3 separate regions of the Homo sapiens genome follow, and all the other regions are linked to region 1. A link is a contact called in ENCODE Hi-C data. All regions are on one chromosome and are shown on one strand. The core of a region is the stretch at or near the end of the contact, and the rest is flanking DNA. Distances in the headings are between cores, read along the strand shown.

The links. A loop is a pair of places that touch in the nucleus more often than their neighbours do. Pooled maps may share reads with other maps.
Region 2: a pooled map shows a loop between it and region 1 (19-fold over the local background). The contact joins the promoter of TSN here to the promoter of CCDC93 in region 1. A Hi-C loop is called at or near these places in 9 of 50 pooled maps.
Region 3: a loop to region 1 is called in a map of CD8-positive, alpha-beta T cell, with 9 times the contacts of the local background. The contact joins the promoter of CLASP1 here to the promoter of CCDC93 in region 1. A Hi-C loop is called at or near these places in 3 of 168 maps with a recorded cell type or tissue (CD8-positive, alpha-beta T cell and naive thymus-derived CD4-positive, alpha-beta T cell) and 10 of 50 pooled maps.

The regions. Positions count from the first base shown.
Region 1 is chr2:118,011,670-118,016,410 of GRCh38, reverse strand. CCDC93 (CCC complex scaffolding subunit CCDC93) reads left to right here and starts at 2,341. Exons shown (of 24, transcript NM_019044.5): 1 at 2,341-2,457. The coding sequence starts at 2,416. It also overlaps the pseudogene RN7SL111P. RefSeq lists silencers at 2,134-2,333, 2,804-2,853.
Region 2 is chr2:121,753,347-121,758,087 of GRCh38, reverse strand. TSN (translin) reads right to left here and starts at 2,437. Exons shown (of 6, transcript NM_004622.3): 1 at 2,243-2,437; 2 at 755-848. The coding sequence starts at 2,308. RefSeq lists an enhancer at 2,383-2,572.
Region 3 is chr2:121,647,309-121,652,049 of GRCh38, reverse strand. CLASP1 (cytoplasmic linker associated protein 1) reads left to right here and starts at 2,588. Exons shown (of 41, transcript NM_001395891.1): 1 at 2,588-2,678. NIFK-AS1 (NIFK antisense RNA 1) reads right to left here and starts at 2,396. Exons shown (of 4, transcript NR_037857.1): 1 at 1,669-2,396; 2 at 1,368-1,582. RefSeq lists enhancers at 2,078-2,347, 2,379-3,005, 3,006-3,634.

The DNA.
Region 1 (4,741 bases), core at 1,092-3,591:
GGACATAAGCAGGTGCCACCTAGCCCTGTTCAAACTTTCTTGACGATATTATGGCTGTTTTGCTGAGATTTTTTTTTTTAAGCATGCCCCATGCCCCTCAACTCTGTTACTGTCACTCTACACCTGTTGTAACATAGGACAGTTTCTTTTTTTTTTTTTAGACAGAGTTTCACTCTTGTTGCCCAGGCTGGAGTGCAGTGGCACAATCTCAGCTCACCGCAACCTCCGCCTTCCCAGTTCAAGTGATTCTCCTGCCTCAGCCTACCAAGTAGCTGGGATTACAGGCATGCGCTGCCACGCCCGGCTAATTTTGTATTTTTAGTAGAGACGGCATTTCTCCATGTTGGTCAGGCTGGTCTCGAACTCCCAATCTCAGGTGATCCACCCGCCTCGGCCTCTCAAAGTGCTGGGATTACAGACATGAGCCACCGCGCTCGGGAAGGACAGTTTCTTACTGAGGAAGTTAGCTACTCATGCTTATTTAAAACATTGCAAAAGCATTATAACAGGGAACTCAGGGTGTGGCCTGAGTCCTGTTATTCTCCAGGCTGCTATTATATACAGCTGTTTAGGCTTGCCTGCTATGTGAGATCTTACTACCTGTTCCTAGGCATCAGTACCTGTCTGGTCACTCAACAGTGGCCACAAATTATTATCACTCTCCATTCCCCATCAACCTATACCATTTCAGTGAATGACAGTTTTAAAACTACAAAAACAACACATTTGGGAAGTTATGAGAGTAGAAATTGAAGTTTATTGGCTTCACAAAGGATAAGAGCAAGATATACCACACAGGAGGGTTCCCATCTCAATACCTTAACTTGCATATTCAGATTATTCAAATTATTGGGGACCAGGGTTTGGGGATCGTGCACAGCTTTGAGTAATATTTGCTAGTTATATTTAAGAACAAAATGGCATCCTTAGGGCAGTTCCAACTATTTGTGAGCTCTGGCTCCAGACAAACCTCTGTCTGTCAGGATGAACTCCAGGAGGAGTACAAAAGGTGCAAAAATAAAATAAAATAGAAAACATCATATATATATACACGTATATATATACACACATATATACACGTATATATATATACACACATATATATATATACACGTATATATATATAGTTTTTAGACAGGGTCTTGCTCTGTCACCCAAGCAGGAGTGCAGTGGTGTTATCATAGCTCACTGCAACCTCAACCTTCCTGGCTCAAGCAATTCTCCCACCTCAGCCTACCGGCTAGCTGGGACCACTGGCACCGGGCTAATTTTCTTATTTTTTGTAGAGATGGAGGTCTCACTATGTTGCCCAGGTTGGTCTCCAACTCCTAGGTTCAAGTGATACTCCCGCCTCGACCCCCAAAGTGCTGGGATTACAGGCATGTGCCACCGCGCCTGCCTACTCTTTTAAAGACGCTAGGGATGCAAAGAAGAGACGAAAGCAAACACGAAACCTTTTTGATCTCAAGGAACTAAAGGTCTGAGTCTGACACTTCCCATCCCACACACATATACAGAGGGAAGGATCTCTTCTCCAGCAAAAGTTTTCACGAAAGTCATCTCTTTCCTCATTGCTTAAAAGAAACAAAAAGCCAAGAAGCCGTTATGGAGCGGGTGTGGGGGCCTGTGACCTTTTGTCTAGTTGCCATCCTCCGGGACCAACAAGGGGTACATCAAATAAGGGACGCGGCGGCTCAAATGACATGAACATAGGAGTCCGCATTCTCTGAGATGTCATTCCTCCAGGAAGACCCAGGAACCGTGAATAGGGCGGGGTGGTGGGCAATATCTGAAGCGAGGTTTCCTGGGAACGCGATGCCACTGGCCAGGACGCTGGAGAGGGCAGCGGGCTTGAAGAATCCCTTCTCAAGGGGTCCGTTCCTGGGTCGTATATGGAGAAGTCTGTCCAAGCGTGTGTCTGTAAGGTCTAGAGCCGGGCGTGCATTCAGAATCCTCAAGCTCATCTGTACTTGGACTCTGACCCTGAAGCGAGGCGGTTTCCGAAGTCTGATTCACCGAGGGGACAGGACCTATTTGGGGCATCCGATGGCAGCGAGAAGAGAAGGGAGCCGAAATGCAAAATATTCTCAAGATGCAGGAGGAACCCCTCTCAAAGAGCGCCACGGAGAAAACTTCAGAGTACGGGCGCGATGATCCAGCACAACGCCAGGACCTGCAGCCCAGCCCACCTCTCCCCGGGCTGCTGTGGCGCAGGCGCAGTGGCGCCGCGCTCCGGCCCCAGCGCGCATGCTCTGCCCGGCTGCGGCGCTTCGGGCAGGCGGCGGCGGCGGCGGCGGCGGCGGCAGAGGGAGTTTCCGCTTTGTACTCCACCCCGGTAGCAGCTCCGCGGCAGGGACAGCTTCCTCCGGACGCTTGGCGGGCTTCGCTCTCGCCTTACGACAGCCCGGTCGGATCATGGGGTTGCCCAGGGGGCCGGAGGGCCAGGGTCTCCCGGAGGTAAGAACGCCTCCTCCTTCCCTGACACGTCGGGGTTCCTGAAGAGAGGGCCGAGCCGCGGGGCGGCGGGCTGAGCGGGCCCTGGGTGCGTTAGGGGCGCCCCGCCCCCTTCCTCAGGCGTATCCACCTCAGGGAAGCGCCGACCCTCTTCTTGGAGGCGGGGAGCAGGTACCCCTGCATGGGCAGGGGGCGGCGGGCGGGTGAGGACAAACTTAAGCCGCTCCCGGGTCTCTTGGGGCGCAGGTGGCCTTCCTAGCCCGACACCTGCTCTGACGCAGCCCCACGCGCCGCGGGGTCCTGGGCTCCCACCTTTCTCCCTGTCCGGGACGGGCTCCCCCACCCCGCGCCGCAGGGCTAGCCCCGAGGGCCGAGGCTGCTGGGCGCTGGAGTCACGAGACCGCTCTCCGAGGCGGTTCGGGCTCGGGTGGTGACCTTGGGACGTCTACCGCCACCCCGCAGAGTCCCGGCGGCCCGCCCCACCCGCCTTGCTGTCGGGAGGGAATGCCACCCTCCTTGCGTGGACCCGGGCCGGGGCGGCGGGAGGAAGTTTGGGAGACTTGCGCGCACCAGGGAGGTGTCCCGCTGGGTCAGCGCGCCGGGGCGTTCGGGGTGGGACGCACTCCAGGGGTGCTGTGTGGCGGGGGACCCGGCTCTGGGCGGAAAGGCTGCGGCTTCTCCAGAAGAGGGCGGGGTTCTTTTCCAAAGGTGTTTGTTAAGTACTCACTTAGTGCTAGGGAGGGGGTCATGAGTGGTTTGCGGATTTCCACGTTTGCTGGGAATACAGGGAAAGTGTATTCATTTTCTTTTGGCTGCAAATACCACTTAGCATCTCATAGGTAGTTTGCATCTGTCGTCCCTTTCAGTTGATTTTACTCAAAGGCTAGTCTAGTTTACTGGATTCTGGAGAGAAATGGAAGCCACGCCGCACCTCTGCCTTTTTCCTAAGGTTCTGGAGCAGGCATTGGGCAGGGTGACTGCTTGCTTGACGTGGTGAGTCGTCCCTTCACACTTACCTGCCAGTGACCAATGTTACTCCTCTGCATTCCTCCCAAATCCTCAGTTCTTTCATATCACAAGTATCCACTAATTGAGGGATCACTGTGTTCTGTGTCCAGAAGCTGGGAATATATATAGTCTGAAAGGACAGATTTGTTTGTCAGTGTGTGCTCCCCGAATGCAAGTCCATTTTGTTGTCTTAAGAAAACCTGACAAGCATAATGTTGTCAGAACCCCTGTATTAGGTAAAATCTTACATGCACGTTGCCTGGGATGGGACCCAGGATAGTGAACAATAGGATTTGTACTGTGACATTTGAAGTTTTCTTTTTTGCCACTTCTGTATTCTAGGCTCTCATCAAGTTTTTGCCTGGCCTTTTGCTGTAGACTTCTGTCTGGTCTCCCACGTTCTACTTTAAATCCGTCCAACCCAATATTCCACAGTACTATCAGTGGAGGTCTTTCTGGGGGGAAAATAAATAAATTAATTAATGAAGAGCAACCTGCTGCTGTATGTCCTTCGTTTAAACTTTCACTGACTGCTAAGAGGCCACACTCACCAGGTCAAGCAATAACTTATCATCATTTAGTTCAGAAGCTAGTAAATATAAATATGGATAGTCTGTGTTATTAGGATGTCACTAGACCAGTTAATTCATTAAATTCATTCTTTTTTTTTTTTTTGAGACAGAGTCTCACTCTGTCACCGAGGCTGGAGTGCAATGGCGTGAGCTCGGTTCATTGCAACCTCTGCCTCCCAGGTTCAAGCAATTCTTATGCCTCAGGCTTCCCAGTAGCTGGGATTGCAGATGTGAGCCACTGCCCTGCCCGAATTCATTCTTTTTAACCCTTTACAAAGATAGCTAGACTTGGCCTGCCTTCCAGCTTACAACAACTATAGTGGACGGAAATTGAAAGTTTATTGGGCTTTGTGTAAGAGCTCATTGTTGTTTGTCTTTGTCAGAAATTTAGCTTCAACAACTGGATGTATTAACCAGCCTGGTGGATTTTTATTGCTTCAAGAGAGGGTCTTTCATTCCCAGCAGATCAGACAGTGGCCCTTTTCCATTTGATTTCAGTGTTAATCTGCTAAGTGAATTTGGAGTCATACATTCCCATTTAGTGTCTTGTGCCAAAATTACTTCACAAGTTATATTGCAAAAGTAAACTTCTCCATGCTAGGGGTGAGTGGATGGAAGCCTGGGCCCTGCATCTGTGGTGGGGTGGCCAGTGGGTGTCCATTAGATAGGTGTTGAGGCAGTGATGATCCTATTTTTTTTTGGTTTTT
Region 2 (4,741 bases), core at 1,188-3,687, 3.7 Mb before region 1:
TCACTGAAAGGCTGGATTCAAATACACACAGGTGCATATACACACATACACACATACACACACACACACACAAAGGGCCAAATAAAAGTCACTAGATAACACAAAAGAGTTACAAACCCTTGGGCCAGGTGCAGTGGCTCACGCCTGTAATCCCAGCACTTTGAGAGGCCCAGCCAGGCGGATCATCTGAGGTCAGGAGTGCAAGACCAGCCTGGCCAACAAAGTGAAACCCCATCTCTAATAAAAATACCAAAAAAAAAAAAAGTAGCTGGGCGTGATGGCGGGCACCTGTAACACCAGCTACTCAGGAGGCTGAGGCAGGAGAATTGCTTGAACCCAGGAGGCGGAGGTTGCAGTGAGCTGAGATGGCACCACTGCACTCCAGCCTGGGCAACAAGAGTGAAACTCCGTCTCAGAAAAAAAAAAAATTAAAAAAATAATAATAAACCCTTTTCCCGCTTACCCTGAGAATACTGTGCTGGCAGAGAGCTGCACTTTTTTTTTCTAAACAGGAAATGGGTTAAGCAATTGTAATTATCATCAGTAGAATGCCCTCGCAATAGAAAACATCTCTGTTTAAACCATACTGTGTGGAAGTGGAAGAAAAATCAACCAAAATTATCAAATCACCTACTTCTTCAATTTTTACTCACCATAAAGCATGATAGCCATTTTTCATTATAAAATGTCTTCTGGATAGAAACTCTCCCTCTAAATAAGAGACTGATAATTGGATACAAAACAAAGAACTTACTGTCCTGAAACCCAGCACCCTGATGGACCCCTTGCAGTAGAGTTAAAATCTCTCGAGCTGTTTGTTCTAAACTCTGTACAACTTTTCTGATTTCCTAGAGAGAATTAAAAATAAAAATCAGATACTCAACAGAATCATTGTCATACACTCACACAAAACACATTAGATAGCTTATGTGATCTATCATAACCAAGTTTGAATCCTGACTTTTCCACTTATTTCCTCTGTAAGACTTCAAAAAGTCACTAAAAAGCCTTAGATTCCTCAGATACCCTTTAAAGAATAATAGCCACCCATTAAACCCAAGTATTCAATTGGGACATTATAATGGATGACGTGTGTGAACGCAACTTGCAAAATGAAGAGTTAAATGCAACACAAGAGTCGGGTATTTCTAATTCTTTTTTCTTTTTTTTTTTTTTTTTGAGACGGAGTCTCGCTCTGTCACCCAGGCTGGAGTGCAGTGGCGCGATCTCAGCTCACCGCAACCTCCGCCTCCCGGGTTCACGCCATTCTCCTGCTTCAGCCTCCCGAGTAGCTGGGATTACAGGTGTGCGCAACCATGCCCAGTTAATGTTCTTTTATATTTTTAGTAGAGACAGGGTTTCCCCATGTTGGCCAGGCTGGTCTCAAACTCCTTACCTCAGGTGATCTGGCCGCCTCGGCCTCCCAAAATGCTGGAATTACAGGCATGAGGCGCCGCTCCCCGCCTCTAATTCATTTTTAAAATATTCACTGAGCATACTTATGTGCGAGGCACTGTGTAAATACCGGGGAACCAAGCACACAATCCCTTCCCTCTGGCGGTTTAACATACAATGAGGGAGAAGATTTTTTTAAAATAATCAATATTACACACATTAAAAAAAGTTAATGTGCTACTAGAAAACATAACAGGAAATAGATCGCTTAGACTGTGACGCCAATGAGATAAATACGAGACAATCAGGAAAAGAACGGGAAAGAAGCAAATTCCAGGAAAAGCAAACAGGCAGGAAGCTATTTGGGGCACTAGAAGAGGTAAAGTGAACATCATACACAAAGACAGAGAGCATAAACGAGATTGAAGAGAAACCATGTGAGCCACAGTAGAGTCTGATTTTTTATCCTGTGTGGCATAGGAAATCACAGGAGAGTTTTAAGCAGATCACATGTGCTTTTAAGACACCAACAAAAATACACGAAACGCTCATTCGCTGAAGACCAGGTGCTAATCGAGCCTTCGATATAAACAAGTGCTGAAAAGAAGGAAAACTGACACAAACGAGGCAAGTGATGCTGAGAAGCTGAGACTCGAACACGGGGAATCAGGACAGAGCAGCAAAATTTTGGGCGGGGGCGGGGAGTGCCTAACCTAAAGCTAGAGGGGAAGCAACCCACCCTCGGAGGCGTCCCCACCGCCCGAGACTGAGCGACAGAGGAGGGCCGGGCGAAGTGGCCCAACTAGGCATGGAAAGGCAAAGGGAATGGGGAAGGGAGGGGGCTCGCCTCTCGGATGTCCTGCTCGGCAGCCAAAAAGCCCTGCAGCTCCACGAAGATCTCGCTCACAGACATGGCGCCGGCTGCACAACAATCAGCCAGTGTAGCAAGGGCGGCCAAGGAAGTGGACGCCGCAGGCAACCAGCGCAATCAATCGCAACGGCCGCCGCTACCGCCGCGTCCCCCCGGTCTTACGCCACGACCGTCGCTAGGGTCCTCCGAGGCTCGCGGCGCGCCGGAGGACGGGCTGTCCGCCGCGCTGCCTGAGGCGCCGTCCGCTGCGTTCGGAACCGAGGCGCGCGTCCAAAGGGCAGAGGAGAGGGAGAGTGGGCGGGGCCTCAGTCTGAGGCCTTCAGACAGGCATCGCCAGAAACAACCTGCGAAGGCGGCCCTCGGAGCACGTGGGCCTGAGGGAGGGCGGGGACGGGCGTGTAGGTGGTGCGGGCAAGTGGGGCTGGTTAGCTTATATGTGTGTATTTATTTCATACACAACAACAGTTGGAGGGAAATATTTGACAACGAAAGAGTATGCACAAAAAACAGGTGCAGAAGAATGTAGAGAGAGTTCAGCCTTCGTGAGAGAGTAGGGGGCCAGTGCATTTCCAAAAAAAAGGAAAATAAAAGTAACGTATGTAGGACTGTGAGTAGGGAATGGATTGGGAGCGAAAATTTTCTGTGTAGATCTTTTAATGTCTTCTCTGTATGGCTGTATTACCTATTTTTAAATTAAACGGCTTTTTTAAGCGTGTGCGGTGGGATGTTTCTCTTTCCACTCACACCTTGTCCTAATTCCCCTTCCATGCCCTATAACGGTTTCCCCTTTCATGCCCTATAACGGTTTCCCCTTTGTTCTTGAAGAGTTATTTCATACACACATACTGTGTGTGTGTTCTTGAACAGTTATTCCATACACAAATACAGTGTGTGTGTGTGTTGCACTCGCCAGATGAATTGGAATGATTCTTATCAACTAAATGATAATTTATTGCTTGCTTTGTTTCTGACATTATTCTAAACTCTTTACATGAAGGATCATATTTAATTCTCATTATATGAGAATAATTTCATGTCCATGAAGAAGACAGTAAGACCACTAGCACCTACATTTTTAAAAAACTATCGGCCGGGCGCAGTGGCTCACACCTGTAATCCCAACACTTTGGGAGGCCAAGGCGGGCAGATCACAAAGTCAGGAGTTCGAGACCAGCCTGACCAACATGGTGAAACTCCGTCTCTACTAAAGATACAAAAACTAGCCGGGCGTGGTGGCGCGCGCCTGTAATCCCGGCAACTCGGGAGACTGAGGCAGAAGAATCGCTTGAACCCGGGAGGCACAGGTTGCAGTTAGCCGAGATCACACCACTGCACTATAGCCTGGGCAACAGACTCCGTCTCAAAAAAAATAAAAAACCCTTTCTTATCTCGTGTTTGTTCTCCCAAAACCCATTCGTCTGTCCTAAAGAATCCTATTTGTTCTCATACAAACTTTCGTCACCTCTCCGTTTTACCTAGAGTTAGGCACACAAGCCACTAACTGGTTTTTTGTTTCTTTCTTTTCTTGTGTGGTTTTCGTTATTGTTGTTTTGTTCTGTTTCATTTTTTGGTCTCATTACGTTGCCCAGTCGGGTCTTGAACTCCTGGGCTCAAGAAATCCTCCTGCCTCAGCCTTTCAAAATGCTGGGATTACAGGTATCAACCACTGCGCCCAGACATAAACCTCTAACCATTTAGTAGGCTAGCTACTTATTTTGCTAGCTCCAGCATCCATGCAAATAAGCCTTTTTTGGGAGTGTCCTATAAAAAGTTTAATTAGACCCTATTAGTCGATGGTGTTGTTGAGTTCTTATATGCCCATGCTGATTTTCTGTTCCGTTAATCTGTCTTTTGTCAGTTTAATTTGCAGGCCCTGGCTGGGCATGGTGGCTCACACCTGTAATCCCACCACTTTAAGAGGCTAACGAGGAGGATCACTTGAGCCCAAGAGTTCGAGACCAGCCTGGGCAACATAGTGAGACCGCCATCTCTACAAAAAATGTTTTGAAAATTGGCTGAACATGGTAGCGCATGCCTGTGGTCCCAGCTACTTCAGAGGCTGAGGTGGGAGGATCACTTGAGCTCAGGATGCCACGGCTGCAGTGAGCCATGATTGTGCCACTGCACTCAAGCCTGGGTGACAGAGTGAGACCCTGCCTCAAATAAATAATTTTTTGGAGGCCCCCATAAACTGAACAAAATATAATAAAGAGAAAGCTTTTCCTTCCCAATACTAGCTTCATAAAGAACTGGAAAGTGTTCCCTTCTGGTCTATTATCTGGAAGAGCTTATGCAGATTGCTGTTTGTTCTTTAAGTAGTTGTAGAATTCTCTGCTGAAACCTTCTCCAACGAAACCTTCTTTGGAGATCTCTTTTGGGGAATTTTTATTGCAAATTCAATTTCCTAATAGTCATAGTGCTACTCAAAGTATCTTTTTCTTTAAGAGATGGGGTCTCGCTCTGTCAGCAGGTGAT
Region 3 (4,741 bases), core at 1,339-3,838, 3.6 Mb before region 1:
ACGGAGTCTCGCTGTCGCCCAGCTTGAGTGCGGCGGCGCAATTTCCGTTCACCACAACCTCCACTTCCTGGGTTCAAGCATTTCTCCTGCCTCAGTCTCCTGAGTGGCTGGGATTACAGGTGTGTGCCACCGTACCCGGCTAATTTTTGTATTTTTAGTAGAGACAGGGTTTTACCATATTGGCCAGGCTGGTCTCGAACTTTTGACCTCAAGTGATCCACCCACCTCGGCCTCCCAAAGTGTTGGGATTATAGGCGTGAGCCACTGCGTCTGTCCCCACAAGCTATTAAAATTAGGGTTTTTCTTTTTTTGTTTAAGACTAGCCAAGTGCAGTGGTTGAGAAGTGGAGCACAAGGAGAACAAGGAGTTTGGTCTGTAACTGGCAGTGAACAATCAAGATAACTTACTATCTCTGTATTACCCTAAAAGGATCTTGAAGAGTTATCTGTACACTCATGTTTGAAGCAGTATTATTCACAATAACCAAAAGGTGGAAATAACACAAGTGGTATATACACACAATGGAATATTATTTAGTCTTAAAAGGGAAGGAAATTCTGACACATGCTACAAGATGGATAAACCACAAGGAGATTATGCTATGTGAAATATGCCAGTCACAAAAATACAAATACTGTATGATACCACTTACACGGGGTACACAGTCAAATTCACAGAGACAGAACTAGAATGGAGGTTACCAAGGCTAGCTGGAAAATGGCGAATGAGAAATTGTTTAATGGGTTCGGGGTTTGTTTTGCAAGATGAAAAGAATTCTGGAGACTGGCCGCACGAGGTAAATATACTTAATACTAACGAATTATTCACTCAAAAATGGTTAAGATAATAAATTTTGTTGTGTAGATAAAAAAATTTAAAAATCGATTCCATCTTTCTCATCAAATCTTACTTTTTACTCTTTGTTTCTTTTTTTCCCATTTCAGTTAGATTGCTCTCTTCATTGTACTTCCAGTATGCCTCTTGAGCCTTTGCACCATGGTGTTTCTTCTCTGGAATGGTCTTTCATTATCACCCATCCATTTTCAAAAGGTTGCATGTGCTTTCGTTCCAAAGACATTAGTTTATAGATCCAACCAGGAGTCGCATCCTCCATGTCATCCCTACTCTTTCAAATCACATACCTCTACCTTTTCTGCACTACACAGAAGGGCCTACACACGGCTTTCATACTTTAGCTTAGCCTCTCCGACCATACCTCCTAAGACCCTGAGGATCAGGGGGCATTATCTCATAGTTCTCCCGCACTTCTCTCCCATCCCAACACATACACTAGCAAGGAGCTCCGCACACAAGCTCCTCCAGTAAAAACAACGCACTGGGCAGTGCATCTCAACACATCAAATTACCGGCGTGCATAGGAGCCTGATGCGGCAAATCTGTGGGTCCTTCGGGATCCTTGAAGGCAGCCCTATAATTTGCATTTTTCTACGCTCCAAAACACTTTCCGGGCCAGATGCGGTGGCTCACTCCTGCTGTCCCAGCACTTTCGAAGACCCAAGACGGCGGATCACTTGAGGTCAGGAGTTTGAGACAAGGCTGGGAAACATGGTGAAACCCATCTCTACAAAAAAATACAAAAAGTAGTTGGGGGGGGGTGGTGCACGCCTGTAATTCCAGCTACTCGGGAGGCTAAGGCAGGAGGATCACCTGAGCCTGGGAAGTCGAGGCTGCAGTGAGCCGTGATCGCGCCACTGCACTCCATCCGGCCTGGGCGACGGCGGTGAGACCCTGTCTCAAAAAAATAAAAGCCACCACTTTCCCACTTATTATCCCAGGGAAACGCACGCGACGGAGGAGCGAAGGAGCGTTTATTTGTGGAGGCGCTCAAGTAAGAAACCCTGCTCGCTGGCCGACTCAAGGGTCTCCAAAGCCTTCTCTGGGCTGTCTCCCCTCCCCAAAAGGCAAAGAACCGTTAACAAGTTTACTTCCGGCACAAGCGTCCGCGCCTGCTCGGAAAAGGGAGCGTGGACACACAGCTCTGTTACGGGAAGTCGCAGGGCACAATTTCCTTCATTGCAGTCGCCCTCTGGGCGGACGCCCTAACCCAGAAGTGAAAGACCGTTTCCTTCGAGTATCAGACCCCCGACCAAAGGAAGTTCCACTTGGACGACTTTTACCCAGGGTTTCCCGATTCCTCTTTAGCTCTTCCTATCACGCTCCCTGCTTGCTGGTGCATTGTTGCTGTGGCCACTTAGTTCCGACCTTCCTTGTCTAACTCGAGTTTTGTCGCAACTTTCCAAGGGGCCTAACCACAACCTTTTCCGTAAAAAAAAACAAAAACAAAACCTTTACCCTACGGGTCCCCATCAGGGTCAACTAACGTTCTCCGTGAGGGGCAAAGCTCCCGGGGACTTTACGCCAGCGAAGCCTAACACGGCCAGGCCAGCGCCTGCGCGGGGCGTTACCATAGAGAGGCAGCCGCCTCTCTGGTCTCGGTTTACGCTCTCTATGGTGTACCCGGGTTGGTGGCGGTAAGAAGAAAAAGGGTGACCGCACTGCGCAGGCGCCCTCGGCGTCTCTCTCGCTCTCTCGGTCTTTTTTTTTTTTTTCTTTTTTTTTTTTTTTAATCCCCGCACCAAGCGCTTAACCTCATTGGGGTGGAGGAGAAGGCGGCGGCTCTCTGGTCCGCAGCGGCAACAGTAACGAAAAACAGGGCTGTAAGTACCCGGTCAGGGGGCGGAGGGTCAGACCCGAGCCCTCTCGCGGCCCTGGCCCCTCCCGCGCAGTGGCGGGCGCCGGGTCTGGGTGGGGGCGATGTCCAGCGCTGTCATCGGCTCTTGGGTGCACTTTGGGGGGATGGGGCGGCCCTGAGGTGGGAGCCTGGCGAGGAGCGGGATGCGAGGGTTGTTTATCCAACCAGTAGGTCGCTGAGCCCAGGCTGCTTTGCAGAGGGAGGGGATCGGCCCTGGGGTCAGTCGGGCTTTGTGTGCCCCTCTCTGTTTCCCTTTTCCAGACCCCACCCGGGCCCCCTTCCTAACCCGAGTCTCCCCTGCCGGGTGGGAGAAGCCAGCGAGCCCGGGGCGCGTTTGAAAGGAAGGGAGGGGGCGAGGGAGAGAAACCCACAACAACTAGTCATTGGCGAGTGATGGGTGTGAAGAAAGATCCAGAGAGAAGGGGTGCCGGGAGGCGGGCGGCCCGGGCTCCCGTCCTGGGCTCCCAACCGGGCCAGACAAAAGCTGCGCGAGCGGCGCCGAGCGGAGCGGCCGGCTTGATGGGATGCACAAGGTCCCCTTGGTTCCCGGGGCCTTCGAAGAGCTTCTTTCTGAAGCTGGGAAAGCGAACAAGTGCTGAGTTAAGCCTGTGCAGACTTCTCAACTTGCCTTTGTTGTTCTTTGGTATTGGCAGAGACGCTCTGACGAAGATGAGTGTGTGATCTTGCACGTTAGCCTGGCTAGGTACAATGGAGCTAATCGAATTTTGCTTTCCGTTTTCCGAGCTGCTGGGATGAGTATGGGGCTTTCCAGAGTTTAAATTATTACATAATATTTTTAAAATAGTTGTTTGCTTCTAAAATTAAAAAAAATTAATGTGGAGTCTGAAAGCACGCTGTGGTGAGTTTGCAGCTGAGTTTGCAGCTGGGTGAGTTTCTGTGTAGTGGGGTGCGTTCATTAAATACTGACCATTCGTAGAACCTGTGAGCTCTTTAAACATGATACTTTCATTTGTAGATGTGGCAATGAGAGCTTCAGATTCTCTAGTCCTTTGGGAGACCGTGATGCAGAAGAGTCAGAAGCGAGAAATAGTTTCATGCCGCCATGTACCTTGGACCCTATTTGGGTGCCACAGTCCGTTTTCAATTCTGGCATTAGAAATTGTTTTTATTACTACGATTATTTACGACGGTAACTGACCTCTCGATATGAGGGATCCTGGATATTGGCTCCGTTTGCTCATCAAGGGATTGGGAGAATAGCAACATTGATGTTGCGACCATATAGATAAAAAGTAGCACAGTGCCTCAGAGTATTGAATATTATTTATTTTTTACATTTGTTAAGAAATTTAAATTTTGATGATCTGGTTATCTTGTTAAATTGTGTAATACACCTTTTTAGCAGTTGTTACTGAAATCTCAGTTTCTATAATTCATTGTTTATTATGGGCTACCTTGTAACACCATTTTAGACTTCTAAAGTTTTAGTTTTTATGAAGGAGTTTTCAGCCATAGCTTTTAATTCTCCCAGGTAAGGTTAACCAAAGTCAGGACTCCTTAGAGGAGACTTTGTTGGTGGTGGAGGTGTCAAATATTGTATCTCTGTGTTACAACTGAATTGGCAAATACAGAAAAGGCTTTTGCTAAGTTTTCACCATAAATTTGTGTTAGAACGGAAAACCCAGATCTCCTAGTATGTCAGGCTTTTGAATTAACCCACAGATTCCACTTTATTTATGTAAAAGAGGTAAACTTTTTTTTTAATTGATAGCAAGTAAAACTCTGAAGCCTGGTGTATTATGCTTAAGTAACTAGTGGGATAGAATCTCTTTAAGTGTAGTTCAGATGATGGGAACTTGCTTTTTATAGAGCAAGATTTCAGACCCTTAAAATAGTTTGACAGGGATGTTGAGAAATGATTGGCCAGAAGAACATGAAGTTTGTCATTTAAGTGTGTTATATTTTGTTTACTGGTTTTATTTATTATTTATTTTTATTTTTATTTTTGAAACAGAGTTTCACTCTTGTCGCCCAGGCTGAAGTGCAATGGTGCAATCTCAGCTCACT